Linked DNA regions of Homo sapiens: regions 1 and 2 are each linked to region 3. A link is a loop called in an ENCODE intact Hi-C map of the cell type or tissue named here. Cell type or tissue: heart right ventricle. All regions are shown on one strand. Each heading gives the region's core, and the rest is flanking DNA. Links, peaks and the distances in the headings are about the cores only. Region 1 holds the start of LOC105369623 (a long non-coding RNA gene). Region 2 holds the start of LOC124902866 (a long non-coding RNA gene). Region 3 overlaps VWF (von Willebrand factor).

Region 1 (10,150 bases), core at 3,138-8,137, 110 kb before region 3:
CGCCCAGGCTGGAGTGCAGTGGCGCGATCTCGGCACACTGCAAGCTCCGCCTCCCGGGTTCACGCCATTCTCCTGCCTCAGCCTCCCCAGTAGCTGGGACTACAGGCGCCCGCCACTACGCCCAGCTAATTTTTTTGTATTTTTAGTAGAGACAGGGTTTCACCGTGTTAGCCAGGATGGTCTCGATCTCCTGACCTCGTGATCCGCCCGCCTCGGCCCCCCAAAGTGCTGGGATTACAGGCATGAGCCACTGCGCCCGGCCATGGTTATGTTTCTGAGAAAACCGTATCTCTTAGAGATACACGCTGCAGTTTTTATGGGTAGAATGATATGATGTCTGGGATTTGCTTTAAATTGTTCAGTCCCCTTCCCAAAAAGTGGAGAGATAAAATGCAATAAGAATGCAAAATCGTTGATGCTGAGCGATGAGTATATGGGATTCATTATACTGTTCTCTCTACTTTTGCGTGTGTTTGAACACTTGCATAACGACAGCAAAAATCTCCATCCAGTCTTGTCCCCATCAGGCTAGCTCTTCCCCAATACTGGTTCCTTAATGTATCCTTCATTATGCAAATACTAGTATATATTGTTATTCTCCCCATTTAAGAATTTTTTAACACCAGAAGAAGCACCTTGCTACTGATTCGGCACCTTGCTCTTTTCTCTCTCTCTCTCTTTTTTTTTTTTTTTTTAGTAGAGTTTTGTTTGTTTGTTTTTAGTAGAGACGGGGTTTCACTGTGTTAACCAGGATGGTCTCGATCTCCTGACCTTGTGATCCACCCGCCTTGGCCTCCCAAAGTGCTGGGATTACAGGCGTGAGCCACCACACCCAGCCAATTTTTTTGTATTTTTAGTAGAGATGGGGTTTTGCCATGTTGGCCAGGCTGGTCTTGAACTCCTGACCTCAGGTGATCCGCCCGCCTCAGCCTTCCAAAGTGCTGAGATTACAGGTGTGAGCCACCGCGCCTGGCCTCTTTTCTCTCCTTTTTATATGGCTGGCAGGATAATGGCCCCCACAAAGGTGACCACACCTTAATCCCTGCCAGGTGTGCATGTTACCTTACTTGGCAAAAAGAACTTTGCAGATGTGATTAAGGACTTTGAGATGGGGAGAGTATCCTGAATTATCCAAGTGGGCTCAATCTAATCCTATGGATCCTTAAAGTCAGATAATCTTTCCTGGCTGTGGTCAGAGGGAACTGGGACAAAGGGTTAGAGAGACATGACAATGGTGGCTTTGCAGACAGAGGAGGGGCCAGGAGCCAAGGAATGCAGGCAGCCTCTAGAAGCTGGGAAAGGCAAGGAAAGGGATTCTCCCCTGCAGCCTCCAGAGGGGAACACAGCCCTGCCCACACTGAGATTTTAGCCCAGTGAGACCCACATGTCAGACTGCTGACCTCCAGAAGTGTGCAATAAATATGTGTTAAACTTGTGATAATATGCTATAGCAACAATAGAAAACAACGGCATGATATCTCGGAGAGATTTCCGTATCAGTGCAGAAATTGAAGCAGCATCAGTTCCTTATGGTTCTACACGGGGTCTGGAGTCCAACAGATCTGGGCTTGAGTCCAGGCTCTGCCACACACTAGTTATATAATTCTGGGCAAGTTACATCACCTCTCTGAGCCTGCCTCCTCATCTGTAAAAGGGGAATACTAAGAGCTCCTGCTTCATAGTGTTGTTCTAGGATTAAATCATACAGTGCATACAAAACACTTAGCCTGGCACATAGAGAATGCTCACGAAAGAACAGCTGGTAATATGAGTTACATAACTGTGATGATTACAACAAGGAGTGTTCCCTGAGTTCTCCTGGCCTCACTGTCCTCTCTTCTGACTCCTTGCAGACTGAGAACGCAGCACATAAATGAGCCCTTGGTTTCTGCGGTACACACCCTCTCTCGTCTTGTGTGCTTGGTTCCGTCTGTGTGCAGCCCTGTCTCCTAGACTGTGGTCAGCAGGACCCTGTTTCCAATGTCCTGGGGCTGGTCATTAGGATTGCACACCGCCCGAGGGGTTGCTCTATTAACAGACGGCTTCTGGGAGTGGCTGGACATCACTGTGCCCTCACTCTTTCCAAAGTTGAGGTTCCCTGCTTCCCACGCTAAAGGCACGTCATGGGTCCAGTGGACCCTGGCATCCTCCCACACAGCATTGATTCAGAGTGGTGGTGACCTTCAGAGTCCCTCCCAATGTCCCCAACAGCCAGCTTTTGCATGAGCTTACCCCTCCTGAGGCAGGCCACTCCACTCTTGTGCAGTCTGGTTATTGGAAAGTTTCCCTCCCTTCCCATAACCTTTGTCCATGTCCTGCCCTCTGAAGCCACATGGGATGAGTCTGCCACCCCTTCCTAGTAGCAGCCCTTTGGCCTTCCAGAGGAGACTTGCAGGGGCCTGTCCCAGCCCTGCCTCTTTGTGGCTGGGTGGCCCCAGGGTTACAAGAGTTTTTGGTTTGTTGGTTGGTTTGTTTTTGAGACAGAGTTTCACTCTTATTGACCAGGCTGGAGTGCAGTGGCGCAATCTCGGCTCACTGCAACCTCTGCCTTCCGGTTTCAAGCGATTCTCCTGCCTCAGCCTCCTGAGTAGCTGGGATTACAGGTGCCCACCATCACGTCCGGCTAATTTTTGTATTTTTAGTAGAGACAGGGTTTCATCATGTTGGCCAGGTTGGTCTTCAACTCCTGGCCTTGTGATCTGCCTGCCTTGGCCTCCCAAAGTGCTGGGATTACAGGCGTGATCCACCGCGCCCGGCCCATGAGTCTTTTTTGAACGCTGTTTTCACAATCTGCAAAAAGGGAAGGAAAACGCCTACCTGTCTGGATCATCATGGGAGCCCGGAGAAGGCATCCTGCACTTGTGAATGCCCCACACATGTTGCTTCCCTTCTCTCTGCTCCAGGCCACGCCCTCTGGATCCCTTAACTGCTCCTTATAGGGGAGGTTTGGAGGCTGCCCCAATGCTCTGTGCTGTTTCAGATATGCAGGAGGACCCACATCTGGCCTCACGAGATGGGCAGCCCGTGACCGCCTGGAGGCTTTTTCTGCTGCGAGTTGGGATGGCCTTCGCCCTCAGTCCTTCCCCCGCCCATCCTGGGGCCTCCCACCCAGGCCTGGCCTTCCCTCCTACTGTTCTGGTCACACTGCGCCTGGTTCAGCTGAAACCACACTCTTCCCACCACGCAAACCCCACAGATGCTAGCGCTCTTGCTGGGCACAGAAATACTGTGTTATTTTTAGTTCTGGACCTGGTCCAGCACACGGCACCCCTCCCTACGTAAACATGCCTGGATCTGCAAGTTGTTTTCCCAAATCCTTAGAGCCGCGAGAGCGCACTCACTCACGACAATTGCATGAGCTCTGCTCACATTTCTCCCCGCAGCCACCCTGTTGCCTCTGTGACTCGTGTGCCAGCCTGTACACACGTGTTTCTGCCACACTCTCTGAAGGGTCTCCCCAACTCCTCCTCCATCCCCTGTCCCCATCCCCTGTCCCTTCCTCCAGCGGAGGAACTGTCCCAGGAAAACCAAGCTGCGGGGAAGCTGGCAGAAGGAAGACATTATCTGCTTCTTGGCCTGTGAGGCCAGCTGGGGAAGATGTGTTTCTGCACCTCACAACACACACCCTGCCAGGCCAGCCTGCCTTCTGAGGCAAAAGCCGTTAACCTCTCTCAATTTAAACTTAAGATGAACAAGCAAACAAGCGACTCCTTCTGGGACAAAGAGTCTTCAACCAACCCAGACAGAAAACCAGGTTTCTCGACTGGGACCTGCTGGCTTCCCCATGCCCTGCAAAGCACCTCTGTCTCTCCAGGCCAGCTGGGTTCACGCGTCTTCCGCGTGAATTCACTGTCAAGATGGCTCCTTCCTGGGACTGCCCCACTTCTAATCCTGGACTAGACGTTCCTTGAGGGCATGGGATGTTTTGCTTTTATTCCCTCTTTTACCCCCAGTTTCTTGGGGGTAAAACCCAAACTCATTAAAGCCTAAAACCCAGTGTCTCCACCATATAGTGCACCTGCCACTGCCATTTCCCAACACACACACACACACACACACACACACACACACAGACACACAGACACATATATAGATACACACACACGTACAGACACACACACATAGAGACACATAGACACATCATACAGACACATGCACATACAGACACATACACATATAGATACACACACACACACATATAGGTACACACATACAGACACACACCCAGGAACATAGACACACACACAGACACACACACATAAAGACACACAGACATCATACAGACACATACACATACAGACACACACATACACACATAGATACACACAGACACACACATAAAGACACACAGACATCATACAGACACATACACATACAGACACACACATATAGATACACAGACACACACACATAAAGACACACAGACATCATACAGACACATACTCATACAGACACACACATATAGATACACACACACACACACACACACACACACACACACACACAGACCCTGGACTCGTGGGTGTTTCTTGGAAAGGATGGGGGCACTCCCGCTCTCGCCTGAGCCCTTGCTGCTTCCTCAGCCTGGATCCTCTCCCCCAGGATCCACATGGCTGGTTCTGTCCAATCCTTTGGGCCTCTGCTCCCAGGCACCCTTGTCAGAGGTGGCTCACGCAGCCCAGCCCACCGGGGCCTTCCCTATCCCCTCCCCTGCTGCTGTGCCTCCTTGGCCCTCATCGCCATCTGACAGTGTGCACTCGACTGTTGTGGCCTTTCGTCTGCCTCCTTCACTTGAATGGGAGCCTCCTGGGGCAGGGGCTGCTCCTTTTGCTGCTGTTGCATCTCCAGGCCTGCAGCCAGGCCTGCCCCGCAGTGGGTGTCAACACGCTCTGTGGAACGAGGGACGGAATGAGGGACGTGAGTGATCTGTGTGGATGGAGGAGTGACTTGCAATGGAAGCCTGCCAGCCAAGACAGCTGGGCCCCTGGGTAAGTGGGCACGGTCAGGGGAGGGTGGGGCATACGTGGCTGCCCATCAGCCAGGCAGGACACACCGAGTGGTGCCGGGAGGGCTGGTGTGCGGGGGCTCCCCAGGAGGCTGTGCCAGGCCCGGCCAGAGGTGAGGGTCCCTGGCTCATCGGCCTGAATTCCTGCCCTTCCTTTTCCTGTCCAGTGAGTCAGCCGGGCTGGGGAAGCACGCCAGGGAAGTGGCTCCTGTAGGGAGTACAGAGGGGTTAAGGGTCAACAAAACAAGAACTTGCTCATCACCCCTCCCATGCTGCCTGTCAGGGTGGCTTTTTCTGTTCCTCCCATCTCTGTCTCGGTCACGGCACACCTGTTGTGTTGTGTCCCCCCAGATTCCTATGTTGAGGTCCTCATCCCCGGTGCCTCAGAATGTGAACTTAGTTGGTGATAGGGTTGCTGCAGAGGGAATTAGTTAAATTAAAATGAGGTTGGACTAGAGGAGAGTGGGCCCCTAGCCCTCTATGATTGGGATCCTTTATAAAATAGTGCCATGTGAACATGGATGAAAACGGAAGGCATTGTGCTCAGTGAAATAAGCCAGTCACATCAGGACAAACTGTGTGATTCCATGAAGGAGCTGCCTAGAATAGTGAAATTCATAAACAGATGGTAGAATAGATGTGAGCAGGGGCTGGGAAATGGGGTATGGAGAGTCAGTGTTGAATGGATGTGGAGTTTCCGTTTGGGATGATGAGAAAGTTCTGGAGATGGAACGTGACACAACATTGTGGATACACTCAAGGCCACTGAACTACTTAAAAATGGTAACTTTTAACACACACGTGAATGCCATGTGTAGAGGGACACATACAAAGGGAAGCTGATTGAAGACAGGGAGAATGCCATCCACAAGCCAGGAATGCCAAAGACTGCAGCAAACCCCTAGATGCCAGCGGAGAGGCATGGGACGGACCCCCTCACAGTGCTCAGAAGGAGCCTGGAGGCTTCTGGCTTCCAGAGCTGTGAGACAGTACATTTCTGCTGTGTAAGCCCCCTAGTCTGTGGCATTCTGTTACTGCAGCCCCAGAAAATGAATACAATGCATCTCTGTGGCTCATTGGTGCCTCCTCTCCAGGCCCTCTGGTTTCTGGAATGCAGGGAAGAGTGGGGAGGGGCTGGCCTGTGACGCCTCTTTCTGCTTTTGCCTTTTTCCCTTCGTTTGTTCTTGGTTGCTCCTTCCCTCCATGGCCTCCTTTTCCTTCTGTCTTCCCTATAGCCTCGTCACACTTGTTATTACTTGCTCAATGTGTCTCTCCTGCTGGACTGGAAGTCCGGGAAGCCAGTCCTGGGCCCTTGGGAGCACTCAATACCTACGGGTAAATGAATGGATGGGGAAGGAAGGAGGAGGGAAGGAGTGGCTGGCCCTGGGGCCTGCTCAGAGACGTTTTGACAAATTGCCTGTTCTTGGAATAGCCAGGGGCAGTTGCAGCCTCTGACCAGCCTCTGACCAGGATGAGCAGTGTGGCGTCTCCTGGATGAGACGGCTCCCACTGCAGAAAGTCTGGCTGGGGCTGCTTCAGGCAACCCTGGTTCTGTGGGGTCAGGGCAGGCATTCTGGGGGATAAAGCCTTTTCCTCAGGTCCCCTGAGTCAAACCTGGTACCGTCCAGCAATAGAAAGGCCAAGGAGAAAGGTTCCCTTGTTGTATAAGGCAGAGCCTGGAACTGGATGGGGAGAGGAGAGTATGGAGTGAATATGGGGCACACATTCCTCTTTCTCTTTATTCCTGCCCCATGACGCTTCTCCATTGTGAGAGTGGGGGAAAAAAGGAATGGGAAACAAAGACACAAAAGTCTTCTCTTTTATTCATTGGTTGATTCAATAAATATTTATGGGCTGACTATGTGTCTAGTACCATTAGGCCGAGGATGGAGAGATGAATAGACCCAGTCTCAGACCTCAGGGAGCTTGCGGTACGGACAGGGAGACAGACAAGTGAACAGCCTTAGAACAAGGCCATGGCTGCTCCGATGAGGCCTGTGTAGACGGCTGTGGGAACAGAGGAGATACTCTAAGTGCAGAACTTGGTGAAGGCTGAATGAAGGAGATGCCATCAGAAAAAAGCCTTGAAGGGTGAATAGGAGGTTGACATGTGAAGAAGGGGAGAGGGTGGAATAGGGAAGGTGTGATACAAGCAGAGGGAATAGGGTCTGGCAAGGTGGGAAGTTGTGAGAGGGCTATGCAGGTCTGGGGGTAACTGTCACTTGGGCATGGGGATGGTGGGAGGCCACTAGCAGGAACCAAGGTCGTAGGGAGAGAGTGTGTCGGCTCATGCGTGCCTGGTATGCCATGCCGGAGAACCTGGGCTTGCTCCTGAGAGCATGGGGAGTGAATAGTGGCCTTAAGTGGGTGTGCTGGCTATTTAGTTTGCCCTGTCTCCCCTAGCCCCTCCATTCTCTATCCTCCTCTGACATCTCTACAGACTGCTCCAGCCAGGCTCCTTTGCCCACTGGTTGGCGGGCAGGAAGAGAAAGAGACAGGGATGTCTGTCTCCCACTGCCTTGTCCCATTTCTGACGGCAGCTGCCTTCCTCTGCGACCACAGCTCCTGTCGGGCTCCCCCTCCCCTGGCTCCAGGTGGCATTGACTCTGGTGATAGATACCAGGCAGGCGTAGGTGGTAAAGGCTTCAGCTGTGGCTGGTCCTTGGGTGCTTCACCACTTCTACCCCCATCACTGTAAATCATCCCTGATTTAAGCTCTCTTTAGAAAACCCCTTTGGGTGTTTCACTTCTCTCTGGAATCCTGCTTGATGCAGTAGGAGTATGGCTTAGTCAGCATTTGGTGGGGAAAATCATCCTGGTGATGGTGGAGACTGGAGCTGGGGAGAGATGGAGGCAGCAATGCTAGCAAAGACACTGTTAAAAGTGCAGGTCAGGGCTGGGCACGGTGGCTCACACCTGTAACCCCAGCACTTTGGGAGGCCGAGGCAGGCGGATCCTGAGGTCAGGAGTTCAAGACCAGCCTGGCCAACATAGTGAAACCTTGTCTCTACTGAAAATACAAAAAAAAACAAAGTGCGGGTCAGGGCTGGTGGGCCGTCATCGAGGCAGTGGCAGTCGGGCTGGAGAGCAGGGTCAGAGCTGGGAGGAGTTCTGAATTAGAGCTGTAGAGCTCTGGTGATTTATTGGGTAGATGGGGGAGTGAGCGGTAGGGGAAGATGAATCCCTTCGATCGTAAAAGACCGATGGTATCGGTCCACAATTGCTACATAACTAACCATAAAATCTGATATTTCCAATTCAAACTCAAGACTATGAAGTTCTTACTTAACCTCTTCTATCTCACACCTGTGTCCCCTTTGTCTCATGTCAAGAATTTCAGTCTTAAGTACCCTAAGGATGATAGAACATACGCAGGCCTTTGCTTTATCCCGCAGTACATACTCGGCAGTTCCGGAATGACAATACCAGCATTATCTTCAATGATATGATCATTGAAAACACTTACAATTTTCCCCATGTCTTCTCTTCCTTGAGATAGAATGCACTAGGGATGTACAGTTGAATTTTGTACTTTCAAGTCACTTGGAGTACTGCTTCTCTAGTCACCAAGAAGATTACAGTTAAGTTTATTTGTTTTATTTTTAATTTCAGAGCTTGCTTTTTATTATTTTACTTTTTTTTTTTTTAGACAAAGTCTTGCTCAATTCCTCAGGTTGCAGTAGAATGGCATGAACAGGACTCACTGCAGCCTCGACATCCTGGGCTCAAGTGATCCTCCTGCCTCAGCTTCCTGTGTAGCTGGTACCACAGGTGAGTGCCACCACATCTGGCTAATTTTTTTTTTTGAGATGGAGTCTCGCTCTGTCGCCCGGGCTGGAGTGCAGTGGCGTGATCTTGGCTCACTGCAAGCTCCGCCTCCTGGGTTCACGCCATTCTCCTGTCTCAGCCTCCCTAGTAGCTGGGACTACAGGCGCCCACCACCACGCCTGGCTATTTTTTGTTGTTGTTGTTGTATTTTTAGTAGAAACGGGGTTTCACCGTGTTAGCCAGGATGGTCTTGATCTCCTGACCTCGTGATCCACCCGCCTCGGCCTCCCAAAGTGCTGGGATTACAGGCATGAGCCACCGCGCCCGGCCACACCTGGCTAATTTTTAAAATTTTTGTAGAGATGGGGTCTCAGTATGTTGCCCAGGCTGGTCTTGAACTCCTGGGCTCAATCCTCCCGCCTTGGCCTCCCAAAGTGCTGGGATTACAAGTGTGAGCCCCCACACTTGGCCCCGAGCTTGTTTCTTAAAAAAAACCTATAAGATACTTAATGATTCCAGAGTGAAATCTACAAAATGAAGTATTAATGCATTGATTAAAATATTAGCTTCTGTCTTGGTGTCTCTTCTCCCTTGCTTCCTTCATCTCCTTCAATTTAGTTTATGGTTTATTATTTTATTATCTGTTTTATGAAATGTAAGATATCTATCTATATCTATATCTATATCTATTTTTTTTTTTTTGAGATAGAGTCTCGCTTTGTTGCCCAGGCTGGAGTGCAGTGTCTCGCTCTGTTGCCCAGGCTGGAGTGCAGTGGCGCGATCTCGGCTTACTGCAAGCTCCGCCTCCCGGACTGACACCATTCTCCTGCCTCAGCCTCCCGAGCAGCTGGGACTACAGGCGCCCACCACCATGCCCGGCTAATTTTTTGTATTTTTAGTAGAGACCGGGTTTCACTATGTTAGCCAGGATGGGTCTCGATCTCCTGACCTTGTGATCCGCCCGTCTCAGCCTCCCAAAGTGCTGGGATTACAGGTATGAGCCACTGTGCCCAGCCCATATCTATATATTTTTTACCCCTCTTTTCGTGGATAAGTGGAAACATTTTGCACACATCTTTCTCCATCTTGCTTTTTTCACGTAGGGATGAAGGCAGCCCTCATTTCTCTACTTCTTTATTCAGTTGCGTGGTATTCTACTGCTTAGTTGATTTAACAGTTCCTTACCAATGGATATTTGGGTTATTTCCTGTCTTTTGCTATTACAAACCTGTTCATATGTTTTTCTGTTTTTTAATACACAGTATCTATGGGATAAATGCCCAGATAAATTCTGAATCAATGGTTAAATGCATATATAATTTTGCTACACATTGCCAAATTCCTGTAATGGTTATACCATTTTGTATTTCCTCTAGC
Region 2 (10,150 bases), core at 2,960-7,959, 96 kb before region 3:
CTGGAAGCATTGAAGCCGGAACCACTATCTCCATTCTGTCATCACCTGTGGGCTGAGAAGATCTCAGCTCCAGGAGACCATGAAAGCTGAGCGGAGAACAGGAGAGAAATCAGGTCTTTGTTGTGTATGAACCCCAGACAGGATGCGCAGATGGTGGTCCAGCCTGATGCTGGGCTTCTCAGCTAAAAACCCAATACTTGGTTTCTATGTCTTTGTACTTGCAGCTGAGAGGGCCCTAAATGAAACAGTAGTCATCATTAGGTTTTCCTGATGTCCTAGTGTTTTAGGGACGATGCCTCAGGTAGAAAGTGTAGTGGGATGCCAGCAGAATATCATTTCTCCCAGGTAGCCTAGCTCCTTCCATCGGAGGTCCTCGTTTGTGAAACAGCGTCAATAACACTGCCTATCATTTTGAAGAAAAAGTGAGAGAAGGTGTATTAGTCTGTTCTCATGCTGCTATAAAGACACACCTGAGACTGGGTAATTTACAAAGAAGACAGTTTTAATTGAGTCACAGCTCTGCCTGGTTGGGGAGGCCCTCAGGAAACTTACAATCATGGCGGAAGGCGAAGGGAAAGCAAGCACCTTCTTCACAAGGAGGCAGGAAAGAGAGTGTGAGGGGGGAATTGCAAAACACTTTAAACCATCAGATCTTGTGAGAACTCCTTCACTGTCACAAGAACATGTGGGAAACCGCCCCCATAATCCAATCACCTCCCATCAGGTCCCTCCCTCAACACGTGGGGATTACAATTCAAGATGAGATTTGAGTGGGCACACAGAGCCAAACCATATCAGAAGTAAAGGTGAACTGTAAAGAGATCTTCAAATTTTAGTGACTGTCATTATATGATAGGCTCCTTGAGGGCAGGGACAGTGGGCTTTTGTGTGTGTACCCCTGAGGTGGCTAAAGTGTCTCACACAAAGCAGGTGCAGTGCTTCAGTTTGAATCAAATTGAATGCTTCTCATGCTTATTCTTTCCATAGACAGCTAAAGAAAACAGAGTCACAGAGAGATGAGAGATGAAGCCACTGGCCAGGAGCACACTCAGGGATTCTGTCCCCTGCCTCAGGCTGAGTCCCGCAGTCAAACTCTGTCCCTCTGTGAGGCTGAAAGACATGGGAGGAGGAGGCTCGTCCAAGGGCCAGCTTTGTCACTCACCTGCTGGGTGACTTTGAGCAAATCCCTTCCTCCCTCTGGAACTTCAGGAATCACTTCCTTGTCATTCACACAGGGTCAATCTTCACCTTATAAGTACCCGCGGGTTCTATATACCGTCATTTGAAGAGTAGAACATGCCTTGCAAGTGTGTTTGCTGCATCACACGGGTAGAGGCCAAGCTGCAGGCTGCCTTGCAGGCCTGCTTAGACGCTCCTGTGGGTAACCAGGGGCGGTGATTCAGGGCGTACCAAGTACCTGCGTCAACGTGATTCGCTTTGATTTTCCCAGGCCGTGAGATACTTCAGACAGACACAATTTCTCCCAGCGACAGGGGAGGAAGCCGAGGCCTTGAGAAGGTGAGTGACTTACTCAAGGCCATCCGGCTCATTAGAGAAGGAGGCAGAACTCACACCCGTGTTTTATGACTTCCAGTTCAGGCCCATCACAGACCTCCATCCATCTGCAGGAAAGCAAGCGGCCCTCAGGGACTTGCTCATGGAGAATGCTCCATATATGCCGAGGGGATGGGCTCCGAGGAAGCCAGATTGTCCCAGGGCAATGCTGGCCTGGCCACTCTGGATGGCCGTACTGGGGCCCAGCTGGCGGGGGCACTGGAGGCCCGTGTTACCCTGCACTCTGTTTGTGGGGTGGTATGCCCAGCATTCCTGGCAAAGGTTGCGATGCCTCAGCAGGGTTGGGTGAGCAGCTGTCTGGGGCGGCGAGGGGAAGCGGACAGGCACGCCGTCTGTTTTGCTGGGCCGTGCGTGGCTTTTCCGGGCATTGTGCTCACCAGCGTGCCCCGGTCATGAACACTGAGACCAGGATGTCTTTGTAGCGATCACAGCAACACCCTGTACTTCCCCAACATTCCAAGGAGGCCCCAGGCATGGCACTTACAGGAGGTATCCCAGACGCCGCCTTCCTCCTCCTCCTCCTCAACTCCATCCTCCCCAGGAGGAGGCAGCCATCTTCATGGCGTGATGTGTGGGACCTGGAGGGCATCCGGCCAACAGAGCTCTCCCGTAAGGCAGTCCTCCTCCCACAGGTTCTTATCTCTGAGCCATGTGTTCTTAACCCCTATATTCTGACTTGGACACTGCACTAAGAGTTTTAATTACGTTCTTGATAGTTCTGTGACATAAATGCTATTGTTATCACCTGCCCCCCCTCCCCCCCCCCCCATTAATATAAAGGAGACGGAAGCTTTGAGGGGTCTATATCAGCAGTAAGTGGCAGAGTCAGGACTCAAACCTCACGGGCCAGAGGCTGGCATCTGTGCTTCTTTTTTTTTTTTTTTGATATGGAGTCTTGCTCTGTCACCCAGACTGGAGTGCAGTGGCGTGATCTCGGCTCACTGCAAGCTCCGCCTCCCGGGTTCACGCCATTCTCCTGCCTCAGCCTTCCGAGTAGCTGGGACTACAGGCGCCCGCCACCACGCCCGGCTAATTTTTTGTATTTTTAGTAGAGACGGGGTTTGCACCGTGTTAGCCAGGATGGTCTCGATCTCCTGACCTCGTGATCCGCCCGCCTTGGCCTCCCAAAGTGCTGGGATTACAGGTGTGAGCCACCACGCCTGGCCGTGTCTGTGCTTTTGACTTCGCTGCTGCACTGCCCTGTTATGTAAACCTGGTGGGTTGTGCTTTGGAGATGGGTAGGGATGGAACACAGCCATTCATTCAAGAGTATTTTCTAAAATAATAACTTTCTTACTTTAGAACAATTTTAGAGTTATAGAATTATAGTGCAGGGAATTCCTGTATACCCTGTGCCCAGTGTCCCTATTATTATTAATTTTTTAAATGTTTTCCTTTTTTTTTGGAGATGGTCTCGCTCTGTCACCCAGGCTAGAGTGCAATGGCTTGATCTCTGCTAACTGCAACTTCCTTCTCTTGGGTTCAAGCGATTCTCCCACCTCAGCCTCCCAAGTAGCTGGGATTACAGGCACCTGCCATCATGCCCAGCTAATTTTCGTATTTTTAGTAGAGACGGGGTTTCACCATGTTGGCCAGGCTGGTCTTGAACTCCTGACCTCAGGTGATCTGCCTGCCTCGGCCTCCCAAAGTGCTGGGATTACAGGCGTGAGCCACTGCGCCCAGCTCTATTTTTCTATTTCTTTTTCATCCCTTTTCACCATTCCTAATGTCCCCTGTCATTAACATCTTACATTAGTGTGGTACATATGTCACTGTTAATGAACTAATATTATTAACTAAAGTGCACACTTTATTCAGCTTTCTTTTTTTTTTAACCTATTGCCCCCATTCTGTCCCAGGATCCCACCAGGATTCTATATTACATTTAGTCATCATGTCTCTGTAGGCTCCTCTTGGCTGTGACAGTTTCACAGACTTCCCTTGTTTTTGGTGATCTGGACTATTTTGAGAGGTGCTGGTCAGGATTTTGCAGAATGTCCTTTAACTGGGATGTGTCTCATGTTTTCCTCTTGAGTAGACTGGCGTTTGGGTTTTGGAGAGGGAGACCACAGAGGTAAGTGTCATTCTCATCCCATGATATCAAGGGCACTATCAACGTGACTTATGGCTGTTGGTGTTCACCTTGGTCACCTGTTTCTTTAGTGTAAAGCTATTCTTTTCTTTGCTCCCTTTCCATGATGTTCTGAAGAATCATTTTTTGAGCACCAAAAGAAGAAACTGGTGGCGGGGCGCAGTGGCTCACACCTGTAATCCCAGCACTTTGGGAGGCCGAGGCGGGCGGATCACCTGAGATCAGGCATTCGAGACCAACCTGGCCAACATGGTGAAACCCCATCTCTACTAAAAATACAAAAATTAGCCGGGCATGGTGGTGCATGCCTGAAATCCCAGCTACTCAGGAGGTTGAGGAGGGAGAATTGCTTGAACCTGGGGGGCGGAGGTTGCAGTCAGCCGAGATTGCACCACTGCCCTCCAGCCTGGGTGACAGTGAGACTCCATCTCAAAAAAAAAAAAAAAAAAAAAAAGAAGAAGAAGAAGAAGAAACTGGCAACTCTGGCAACTCTCCTAAGAGGGAGGAAGAGAGGAGAAAGGACAGGGCAGGGCGGTGACAAGTGTCCTGGAACGGAAAAAGAAAAAAGAAGAAAAAAATTGCACCTGTGTAGGAGGAGATGCTGGTGGCCCTTGGAGTGCCCATGTGAGAGAAGAGCCAGTTCCAGGATTCCAGTGAGAGCAGCCAGCTCAGCGTGGCTCAGCAGCGGGGGACAGCCGTCTAGGAATCCCTGCGGAGCACCCCAGAGAAGGAGCTTCACCTCGGGACCTGGGTCTCATTTTCAGGGACTTCATCTCCCTGAAAAGCAATGCTGCATCAGACACAGAGACGCCCCGACAGAACGGAAAACAATATGCACTGTTCAACATGAAACTCCCATTCATCTCACTGCTGCATGACTTTGCCTAAGAGTTCAGGATAAAGTAATGTTTGCAAATACATCCTGAAATTGCTTTTGTGGGTTAGCATCATTAGATTGCATTATGCTTTGGGATTAAAAGCGTTAACTTTGCCATGTAGCTATTTCAAATAGATCACAAGCTCTTTTTTTTTTTTTTTTGATGATCACCACTATACTAACGAGGATCAAATAGACCACAAGTTCTGCAACCCTGTTTAGATGTTTCTTCATTTCATAAAGTATAGGTACCAAGAATCTCAGTACCTCCTCCTCTCCCCCCAGACTTTCTCTTGTTATTCTGGGATCAAAGGGGCCTCATGTCCCCTCTGAGGGACCTTACCCCTATCAAGCAGGCTGGCAAGCGGGAGAACGGAGGCCTGAGAAGCTGCAACACAGCTACACTGAACTCCCCAGCCAAGCCATGTGCTTGCATCTGCCCGTCTACTCCAGAGTGTGAGCCAAACATCTGAGACTGTGAGAATTCGGAGAGCTGACCCCAGACGTTGGTTCCAGTGTTGGGAGGAACCTGGGAAAATCAAGGGATGCTTTGGTCCTGTCATTGTGACTGACAAGCAATTAGAGGTGAATATCTGTGAATATTTGGGGGTTTAGAATGTACCTGTTGAAATGAAATGCCCCTGGGATATGAAATAACTTTAGCTGTTGGCATCTAAGACAACAGAGGCAGCTGGACGTGGTGACTCACGCCTGTAATCCCAGCACTTTGGGAGGCCGAGGCGGGTGGATCACCTGAGATCACGAGTTTGAGACCAGCCTGACCAACATGGTGAAACCCCATCTCTACTAAATACAAAAAATTAGCCGGGCGTAGTGGCGCATGCCTGTAATTCCAGCTACTTGGGAGGCTGAGGCAGGAGAATTGCTTGAATCCGGGAGGCGGAGGTTACAGTGAGCCAAGATTGCACCATTGCACTCCAGCCTGGGCAACAAGAGTGAAACTCCATCTCCCCCCCCACCCCGCAAAAAAAGACAACAGAGGCGTTCAATCAGTCGGCCGCGGTGAGCAATGTCCCGTGAGAATGGGGCCCAAGACAGAAGTCTAGGAAAGGGTGTATGTGGGCGAGGTAGACACAGATAGGGGCTGTGGACGGAAGGACTCTAGGACCTGCTTGCAGTCTGTCATGAGTCTTTGGACTATTTATAGCTGGTGACCTCAGATGAGTCACCCCCATGATTCAGTTTCCCCATTTCTCTGAGATATGGAGACAGCAGCTGGTCAGGAAGGGACCCTTTCCCTCCTCTCCGCCTCTCCACCGCCACCACTGCCGTCACCGGCACCCATGTTCTGCCCACACAGTAGCCCAGGATGCCAAGGGCTAAAGGCTTGACATAGACGACACCTAATGTAATCTCACAGCCCTGGGACACAGCTCTTGTTATTGCCTCCACTTTGCAGAAGGGAAAAGTGAGCCTTATAGAGGCTGAATAACATGCCTGATGTCTACACTGGGGATGGGTGGATGTGGGCTGGTGTTCGGGCCACCCTGACTCACACTTGGTTGGCCAGGGCTTCCACTGCTAAATCCATCTGGGTCAGGGGCTGGCAACATTTTCTTCATCAGGTAAATATTCTAGGCTTTGTGGGGCATATGATCTCTCTTCCTCTCACCCCAGATTTTCTCCTGTTACTCAACACTTTAAAAATGTAAAAACCATTCTTAGCTAGTGAGCTGCACATAGGAGTCTGCTGGCTGGATTTGGCCTGAAGGCCAGAGTTTAGTCACCTCTGATAACAGGAAAGCAAAAAATGCAAATTGCTGTGGGCTGTCATATCTCCCCAGATTTCAGAGGCGTTCTAAAACTCACTCAAAGAATCCTGGGCCCTGGAGGGTGGCAGGGCTACCTGTGCGGCCCAGGTGGATGTTAGTTTTACTGAGGACCTACTGGGGTGTGGGCACCACGGTGTCTCTCCCATGGCCACTATTCCTACGGGCAGTTACTGCCCCTCACACTTGTCCCTCTGTGTCCTACCCTCTGTGGGGGCTCACTGGGGGCCCAGCTTCTCCACCCTGTCACCATCCTGGCCTCACTTTCCTTTCTCCTGGGACTTCGGTTCTTGGTCAAGTGAGGCTGGACAGGCCCAGCTGTGGCCCCTGGCTGAGCTGCAGAGGAAGCTGAGAGGACCTGCTATCAGCTCCTTTTGGCCAGGCTGCCTCAGTGGCCAGCGTGGGGTGGGAGATGCTGAGGCAGAAATGGGGGAGAAGAGGTGGGAGCTCTGCAGCCGGAGGGAGGAGTTCCGTGGCCTGGGCAGGAAGCTGGGAAACCTCTGTTTCTTTCTTTCTTTGTTTTGTTTTTTTTTTTGAGACGGAGTCTCGCTCTATTGCCCAGGCTGGAGTGCAGTGGCACGATCTCAGCTCACTTCAAGCTCCGCCTCCCGAGTTCATGCCATTCTCCTGCCTCAGCCTCCCAAGTAGCTGGGACTACAGGCACCCGCCACCACGCCTGGCCAATTTTTTGTATTTTTTAGTAGAGACAGGGTTTCACTGTGTTAGCTGGGATGGTCTTGATTTCCTGACCTCGTGATCCACCTGCCTCGGCCTCCCAAAGTGCTGGGATTACAGGCGTGAGCCACCACGCTCGGCCACCTCTCTGTTTCTAAGGCTCCTCAGAGTTAAGGAGGTTTGTGAAAGGAGTAAACACAGGAATTCTGCTTGTGTGTGGGGCCTGCCTGTGCGTGTGTATCACATACAACCCATGCCTGTGTTCCTGTGGAGAGGGAGCATGGAAGGGGCCCGTGTTCTAGGCAATGCACAAAATAGTTAAACCAGGTCTGAAACTGGGATCAAGTCCCAACACCACCACTGACCAACCATGGGAACCAGGTCCAGGTCTTTAACCTCTTGGACACTCACTTTCCTCATCTGTAAAATGGAAATAGCAATATCTCAGCAGATTGCTGTAAAGCTTACAAAGTAACACGATTTATCGAATGCTTCCTACTGGGCAGGCACTATTCTAGGGGCTTTCTATATTCAGTTGATCCTCATCACTCATACATTCTGTATTTAAAGATTTGTCTACTCTGGCCGGGTGTGGTGGCTCATGCCTGTAATCCCAGAACTTTGGGAGGCCGAGGTGGGTGGATCACGAGGTCAGGAGATCAAGACTACCCTGGCTAACATGGTGAAACCCCGTCTCTACTAAAAATACAAAAAAAATTAGCCGGGCGTGTTGGCGGGCGCCTGTAGTCCCAGCTACTCGGGAGGCTGAGGCAGGAGAATGGTGTGAACATGGGAGGTGGAGCTTGCAGTGAGCCGAGATAGCACCGCTGCACTCCAGCCTGGGCAACTGAGCAAGACTCCATCTCAAAAAAATAAAAATAAAAAAATAAAAATTTGTCTACTCCATACAATTTACTTGTATTGCCAAAATCAATACTCACAGTGCTTGCATGGCCATCCATGAACACAGAGCAGAGAAAAATTTGGCAGGATGTGCACATTCCCAGCAGAGGGTGAACAAGGTGACAGTCTGCCTTCTTGTTTCAGCTCATACCACAAGCAAGTGTCCTTTTCAAGGTCTACTTGGTACCATGTGTTTTGCATTTTTCTGCTGCGTGTTGGTGATTCCACTGTTTAAAATGGTCCCAGCATCATGCTGAAGTGCTGTCCAGAGTTCCTAAGTGAGAGAAAGCTGTGATGTGTCATGTGGAGAAAATATGTCTAGTAGTTAAGCTTCGTGCAGGCATGAGTTATAGTGCTGTTGGCTATGAGTTCAATGTGAATTATTCAGCAATATATATTGAATAAGGTGTCGTTAGACAGAAACACACATAAGAAAAAGTTATGCATTGATTTGTTGATGAAAATGTGACCAGAGGCTCACAGGAACCTCCCCTTGTATCTCCCCTAGGAGCACTGGTTTGGCATTCACTAATTCAGTGTTTGCAGTGACTCCATAAAACACAGCCACTATGAATAATGAGAATTGACTGTATTGGCCAGGCACAGTAGCTCACACCTGTAATCCCAGCACTTTGGGAGGCCAAGGTAAGCAGATCACTTGAGGTCAGGAGTTTCAGACCAGCCTGGCCAACATGGTGAAACCCTGTCTCTACTAAAAATACAAAAAATTAGCTGGGTGTGGTGGTGGGCACCTGTAATCCCAGCTACTCGGGAGGTCGCAGTGAGCCGAGATTGCACCACTGCCCTCCAGCCTGGGCAACAAGAGCAAAAGTCCGTCTCCAAAAAAAAAAAAAAAAAAAAAAGAAGAAGAAGAAGAAGAAGAAAAGAAGACAAGAATTTACTGTATTAACTCATCTTTTGAAAATTTTATTTACTTATTTTTATTTTTTATTGTTTTGAGACAGAGTCTCGCTCTGTTGCTAGGCTGGAGTGCAGTGGTGCGATCTGGGCTTACTGCAACCTCTGCCTCCCGGGTTCAAGCGATTCTCCTGCCTCAGCCTTCTGAGTAGCTGGGACTACAGGCGCCTGCCACCACACTTGGCTCATTTTTTGTATTTTTAGTAGAGACGGGGTTTCACCATGTTGGCCAGGATGGTCTCGAACTCCAGACCTCGTGATCCACCCGCCTCGGCCTCTCAAAGTGCTGGGATTACAGGCGTGAGCCCATGCCCGGCCTATTTATTTACTTTGAGACAGAGTCTCACTATGTCACCCACGCTTGAGTGCAGTGGCACGATCTCAGCTCTTTGCAACCTCCGTCTCTCAGGTTCAAGCGATTCTCCTGCCTCAGCCTCCAGAGTAGCTGGGCCTACAGGCGCATGCCACCATGCCCGGCTAATTTTTTATATTTTAGTAGAGACAGGGTTTCACTGTGTTAGCCAGGATGGTCTTGATCTCCTGACCTCGTGATCTGCCCGCCTCAGCCTCCCAAAGAAAATTTTATTTTTAATTAATTAATTATTATTATTATTTTGGGTGGAAACAGAGTCTTGATATGTTGCACAGGCTGATCTCGAACTGGACTCAAGCAGTCCTCCCGTCTCGGCCTACCAAAGTGCTGGGATTACAGGCATGAGCCACCATACCCGGCCGTATTAACTCATCTATTCACCACAACCACCATACTGGGTGGGTGCTCCGCTGTCATTATTGTCTAGATTTTACTGAGGCACTGAGGCACAGAGAAGCTGCCTAATTTGTCTGAGGCCATATGGATGGCAGAGCTGGGATCAACGCCAGGCAGTGGGGCCTCGAGGGTCCCCTAGCTACTCCTGAATTAGACAGGGCAACACGCAGAAAGCCTGAGGGCAGCCCCCTCTGTGTCATGCACATTCATCAAGGCTCTGCCACTCGGGGGCCCCATGGCCGTGGGATTAGACAGTCTCTGAAGTTCCTTCCACTTGGATATTCTAAGGCCCTGCAATTTCTGCCCGCTCTCCCAAGCTGCTGTGCACTTAGGAGTGGGCTGCAGCCTACTCCTACTCCTCCTACTCCAGGAGTGGTCTGCAGGCCTGCAGTGGGGAGCTGCAGCTACAGGACTGGAAATTGGGATGGATGAGCTGTGGGTATGGCAGGGAGGCTGTTGAGGTGGATGATGCCAAGGGCTCAGGAGGACCTTTGATGTCACCTCTTTTGGTTGTGCTGGTGTGCTTCGAGCTGGGGGTGGCTGGGAGGGGA
Region 3 (5,000 bases), core at 1-5,000:
CCCTCTGTCAAACGGGCTTCCCAAAGCCCCGTGTCCTGCCCCTGCCTCCGTCCCGCCCCCACGCCTCCCCTGGCGCCCCCTGACTTCCCTCAGGAAATCCGACCCCTGCACTCACACAGTGTTCTCTGCTTCCCACCAAGATCTTGGCAGTTGCGGTTTTGGTTTTTGTCTTCACCGCCTGCCCGCCCGAATTGATGAGGAGCAGGACGCTGACCTGGCTGTCCGTGTGTGGTGATCTTTGAGAGAGCAGAAAGCATTCATTAAGTTCTTCTCTTTTATTAAATCTCTCTCCTCCAGGCTAATGACCGCTATCCCTCCTGCCTTACTCGTGCTGTGTGTTTCATCTTCCAGTCTCAATGGGTGCCTAGTTATGGTCACTGTCCCCAAATTATCAGGATTAAGTGGGGACTTCTGAGGTCACCTTGCAAGAAGTCTCCTCTTTCCCCAGCCCTTCCAGTGATTAAAAGCCATGCAGACGGATAAGCAGTCTGTGATGGTTCCACAGATGAGCTGAGCCGGCCACATCTTTACACTGCACACGTGTGTCTCAGTGTGTGGCAAATAGCTGCTGAATTCAAACTTTCTGCCTGTGGTGGGGGTGTGAGGAAGGAGGATGCTAGCAGCTGGTTTCTTCTCTGTAAAGCCGAGTGGCTGTTTTTTTTTTTTTTTTTTTTTTTAGGTCTGTGAATGTAGGGTAGGGGAGATAACCTGATGTATCTTGGAGAAGGGTTAAGGGGCAATAGTTTGGTGTCAGAAAGCCCAGAAAAGAGTGCTTATGTGTTTCGGTCTTTCAGTCAGCCTGAATGTCGCTCAGCTACAGGGTAGAGAGAGGAAGGAGGAGAGCCTGTCCTTGCAGTGAGGAGCTGGTTCCATTGGGAAGAACAGAGAGTGCTTAGGTGATATCTGTGAAGGCAGCCTTGTGGCAGAGTGGAAATAAATATGGAATGAGTGTCACCATGCAGGCAAATGTGCCCTGTGCTGGGTGGGGCATTTGATTGGGGCCAATTTCATGGGGAAAAGGAGGAGGGATGGGATGGAGGGCACCATGGCTCCTTGCTTTGTCGTAGGACTCCACTTGTTTTGAGCCTAGAGGAGTTTGGTGTCACTCTGAAAGGGTTTTAGGTGAAGGGGAGGAAAGAATGCCAAGTTATACATGGAGAGCAGGCGACCAAGGGGAAGGGTGGGGGTCCTGGGTGCCCCCGATGGGTCTTGGTAAGGGCCTCACAAGATGGAAGATGTTCATCTAAGGGAGGGGTGGCCTCAGGGGGGCACGTGGCTCACTGGGGGTGAGAAGGACCTGGAAGCCTGAAGACAGAGGGGAGCAGTCAGAGTGGGCACGAGAGGCTCAGGCTGTGGCATGGCTGGTGAGATGATGCACCGGTGGGACCTGCCCTGGGTAGACCCCTTTGATGTTCCTTTTCAGGCCCAGTGTGCCCTGCTGGTATGGAGTATAGGCAGTGTGTGTCCCCTTGCGCCAGGACCTGCCAGAGCCTGCACATCAATGAAATGTGTCAGGAGCGATGCGTGGATGGCTGCAGCTGCCCTGGTAATGAACTTCCCACTTTATTTACAGATCAGAGACCTTGCCAGCACCCTTGGCTTTGGGAAGTGAGATGAAGGCCACTTGTGTTTGCTCCCCGTTGCTGAAATCAGAAGCCTTTTATTAAGTTTTTAAATGTCTTTGTCCAGCGTGATCAGGATTGAGCTGGTCTTTATTTTTAATGTACGTTGTCCTGTTGTACTGTATCCATGAACGCACTTGTGTTGAGGGAAATTGGAGGGTGGCCTGGGCCCCAACAGTAACTTTGTTTGGGGAACTCGTGGCCCATCTGAGCTGAGCTGTTTTCTCAATTAGGTGTGTCAGGGAACCGATCTGGGAAAAAGATCTCCTGGGTTTGTCATGTGAGCTCAGCTGAAAAAGGGCTCTGCACTAGAAAGTCTTTTCAGGGGAGGCTTGGTGGGCTTTGGGGAAAACCCCTGTTTAATTACTGAGAGCAAGGCTGGGTGCGGTGGCTCATGCCTGTAATCCCAGCACTTTTGGAAGCCGAGATGGGCGGATCACTTGAGTTCAGGAGTTTGAGACCAGCCTGGCCAACCTGGTGAAATCCCGTCTCCACTAAAAATACAAAAATTAGCTGGGGGTGGTGGTGCACACCTATAATCCCAGCTACTTGGGAAACTGAGGCAGGAGAATCACTTGAACCCAGGCGGCGGAAGTTGCAGTGAACCGAGATCGCACCACTGCACTCCATCCTGGGTGACAGAACGAGACTCGGTCTCAAAAAAAAAAAAAAGTTATTGAGAGTGAGTCCTGTGTGTTTCAACTCATGACTTCTCTACTGGAAGAACTTGAACAAAACTCTTGACTCCCTTCATCTGTGGAATGGTAATGAGTAGTCTTCTCCCTCTCACGTTGCATTAATGTGTAAGGGAAGCAGCACACACATTCTTGAGCTTCCTGGAAGAAGCCCTAAGCCCAGACTTGTGCCTCCCCTACTGGATGACCTGGAACAAAATTCTTTTGCTCATGTCTTCATCTGTAGTAATGGAGATGAGGAATTTCCCTTCCTTATATTGCATTATGTGAAAGATAAACACCACAGAACAAGTTCTTTGAGCTTCCTGGAAGAAACCCAACCATTGTCCCTGGGGATTCTATAGTTGTGGGATGAGTGACGCAATGACAATGTTGAGGCCTTTGTCTTGATGCCCTTGACCCCAGAGGGACAGCTCCTGGATGAAGGCCTCTGCGTGGAGAGCACCGAGTGTCCCTGCGTGCATTCCGGAAAGCGCTACCCTCCCGGCACCTCCCTCTCTCGAGACTGCAACACCTGGTAATGGGGGCTGCGCAGCGTGCTCTGGGAGACCTGCCTGGGGGACTGGGGAGGGAAGCTGGGTCAGCAGGGGTGGTGGCAGGTGGAAAAGAACCTGGACCGTGCCAAGAAAGAAGAGACTGAGTTGGAGGCTACTGGTGGGGGCTAGGGACAGGTGTGGCAGGCAATGATGGGGAGCAAAGAGTATATTACAGATAAATAAGCCTTGAAGATGGGGAGGTCAGGAAGGGCAGGATCCTTCACGTGCAGACATCATCTCTAGCTGTCCCTCCAAACTATGCTTTCATAAATGATCCTTTCCCCCTGGAGGAGGGCTGTATCACTAAGCAGTACGTAGGTCCTTCTCTCCTTGAAATCTCTCATCTGCTAGGTGGTAGGAAGTTGCAGTGGCCAGTGGAAACTCACACCAGTCTGCCCTCCCTTGGTCCCTGCAGTAGGCCAGGCCCAGCCTGGCTTCTGTCATCTCAAGAAGCACCCCTGGATGTCACCTCTGGCTGGCTTTGCCAGTCTCCTGCACAGCAGGGACAACTCGTTTGGTCCCCAGGCCTCCTCCCTTTGCTATCTTAGCAGCCTTCTGTGTGCACTGAGCCCCCAGGTTCTCAGTCGGCCACCGCCCACCACACTTCTGGGCTGGGAGCTACCCATTTCCATATCGCTCTCTTGCTCTCTGCCACTCACTGTGTGTGGGGTAGGAATTTGACTTCTTGGTATCTGAGTAGATTTTCAGGGGGATCAGGTAGTTTTTTTTTCTTTCTTCTTTTTCTCTGTTGGGGTTTCTTCCCCTGGGTAATATCTCTAAGATTCCTTTGTGGCCAAAGCTCTGTCCTGTACAATTTTAACCCTATGAAGATTCTGCTAGCACCAGCTCTTTTCTTTTCCCACATCCCTTCGTTTGGGGACTGTGATAACTACCATGAGCTCTAAATCCATTTGCATACCCTTGTGTTTGCAGAACCACCAATGACCTGTGCTTTTTCCCTCCAACAGCATTTGCCGAAACAGCCAGTGGATCTGCAGCAATGAAGAATGTCCAGGTAGGCGACCTGCCGCTCATTCTCTTCCTCCTTCCCTGAATCGGGGAGGCGTCTCCTCCTCTCTTACCAGACAGGGAGGGCCACAACTCAAGGCAGCGAGAAGTTGCCCTCTCTGCACAGGTTGGCTGCAACCACGTGACCCCAGCTCTGGTTTCAGGTACCAGCTATGCTAACCCATTCACAGGCCAGAGGTGGGAGCCCTGCAACAGCTGAAAGCGGAGAATGCACCTGCGTTCAGATGTTATTGTCTGTCCTTATTACCTGTTTGCTGAAAGGATTAAGGTTGATGAGCTGTAAGGCCTGTATGGTCATGATTGACTAAACAAAGAGGATACACATTCTTTGGAAAATTAAGAGGTAGAAGGGCCTGGTAATTCTTTAGGCTTGAAGGGACAGTTCTAATGGAACTTTCCAGAATGCCTAATATGAAGACCATGGCGTGGTCCAAGAGCTCGGAAAACCAGGTCACCAAATGATTCCTCCCATCCTGTCCCTGCCCTGGAAAATCTGCTTAGGAAAAATTATTGAGCAATCTCTGCCATTTGCTTTCTCCTCTGTTTGGCCCCAACTCTATTCTATTTACTGCAAACCTTGCCCATTCAAAGCTCCCTTCTGCCCCACCTTCCAATGACCTCAGACCTTGCCCTCTGTGCTCACTCACGTGGTGTTTTCTATGTGCTGGCCACTGTGCTAAACACTTTCCGGTTACAACCTGTGAGGCAGGTGCAATTTATTCTCATTTTAGGAAAGCAGAAACAGACCTAGAGAGGTTAAATGACTTGCCCAAAGTCACACAGCTGCTACGAGGCAGAGCCAGGGCTTGAACTCACAACTGCCTGACTTCTTACTTTTTCCCTTCCCTTTCTTCTCCTTCCCAGTACTAACCTTTGGTGGCCTGAAGTGGGTTGAGCTTGGATACCTGGGACTGTATTTAGGGTCTGTGAGTTAAAGACTTTAGGATGACTCAGGACCTCATCCAGTGTCCTCTACACTGGGAAAATTCTGGAACTAGATGTGGGCTAGATCAGTTAGTCTTGCAAAGAGATGGTCACCCAGCCAGGTTATCTTTTGTGTAACCCTTAAAGAAGGCACGAAGGAGAAAAGATTGCTCTTGAAAGGGATATCTGTGCTC

Evidence for each region. Peaks named below come from ENCODE experiments on the same cell type or tissue, not always from the same donor. Only the 100,000 strongest peaks of a DNase experiment are listed, where the experiment ranks them.
Region 1: a loop joins it to region 3, with 2.7 times the contacts of the local background. A loop is called at or near these places in 63 of 110 quality-filtered maps.
Region 2: a loop joins it to region 3, with 2.4 times the contacts of the local background. A loop is called at or near these places in 27 of 110 quality-filtered maps.

Annotation. Positions count from the first base shown.
Region 1 is chr12:6,175,437-6,185,586 of GRCh38, reverse strand. LOC105369623 (a long non-coding RNA gene) reads left to right here and starts at 4,556. Exons shown (of 3, transcript XR_931588.3): 1 at 4,556-4,988. RefSeq lists enhancers at 2,251-2,430, 4,889-5,459. In heart right ventricle, for the core only: no CTCF peak of the experiment used is centred there; DNase peaks (open chromatin) are centred at 3,318 and 5,166; H3K27ac peaks cover 3,286 bases.
Region 2 is chr12:6,163,565-6,173,714 of GRCh38, reverse strand. LOC124902866 (a long non-coding RNA gene) reads left to right here and starts at 4,104. Exons shown (of 2, transcript XR_007063189.1): 1 at 4,104-5,567. It overlaps LOC105369623 (a long non-coding RNA gene), which reads left to right. Exons shown (of 3, transcript XR_931588.3): 2 at 1,451-1,518; 3 at 3,785-3,881. It overlaps LOC105369622 (a long non-coding RNA gene), which reads right to left and starts at 2,143. Exons shown (of 3, transcript XR_931587.3): 1 at 2,060-2,143; 2 at 1,163-1,375; 3 at 1-403. RefSeq lists enhancers at 5,598-5,892, 5,625-5,904. In heart right ventricle, for the core only: no CTCF peak of the experiment used is centred there; DNase peaks (open chromatin) are centred at 4,004, 4,954, 5,674 and 6,494; H3K27ac peaks cover 2,367 bases.
Region 3 is chr12:6,070,165-6,075,164 of GRCh38, reverse strand. It overlaps VWF (von Willebrand factor), which reads left to right. Exons shown (of 52, transcript NM_000552.5): 8 at 1,424-1,546; 9 at 2,723-2,834; 10 at 3,822-3,868. Among named protein-coding and RNA genes, the nearest start is that of SNORA120, 32 kb to the right of the region's middle. RefSeq lists an enhancer at 4,348-4,642. In heart right ventricle, for the core only: a CTCF peak has its summit at 2,477; no DNase peak of the experiment used is centred there; H3K4me3 peaks cover 423 bases; H3K27ac peaks cover 5,000 bases; H3K27me3 peaks cover 69 bases.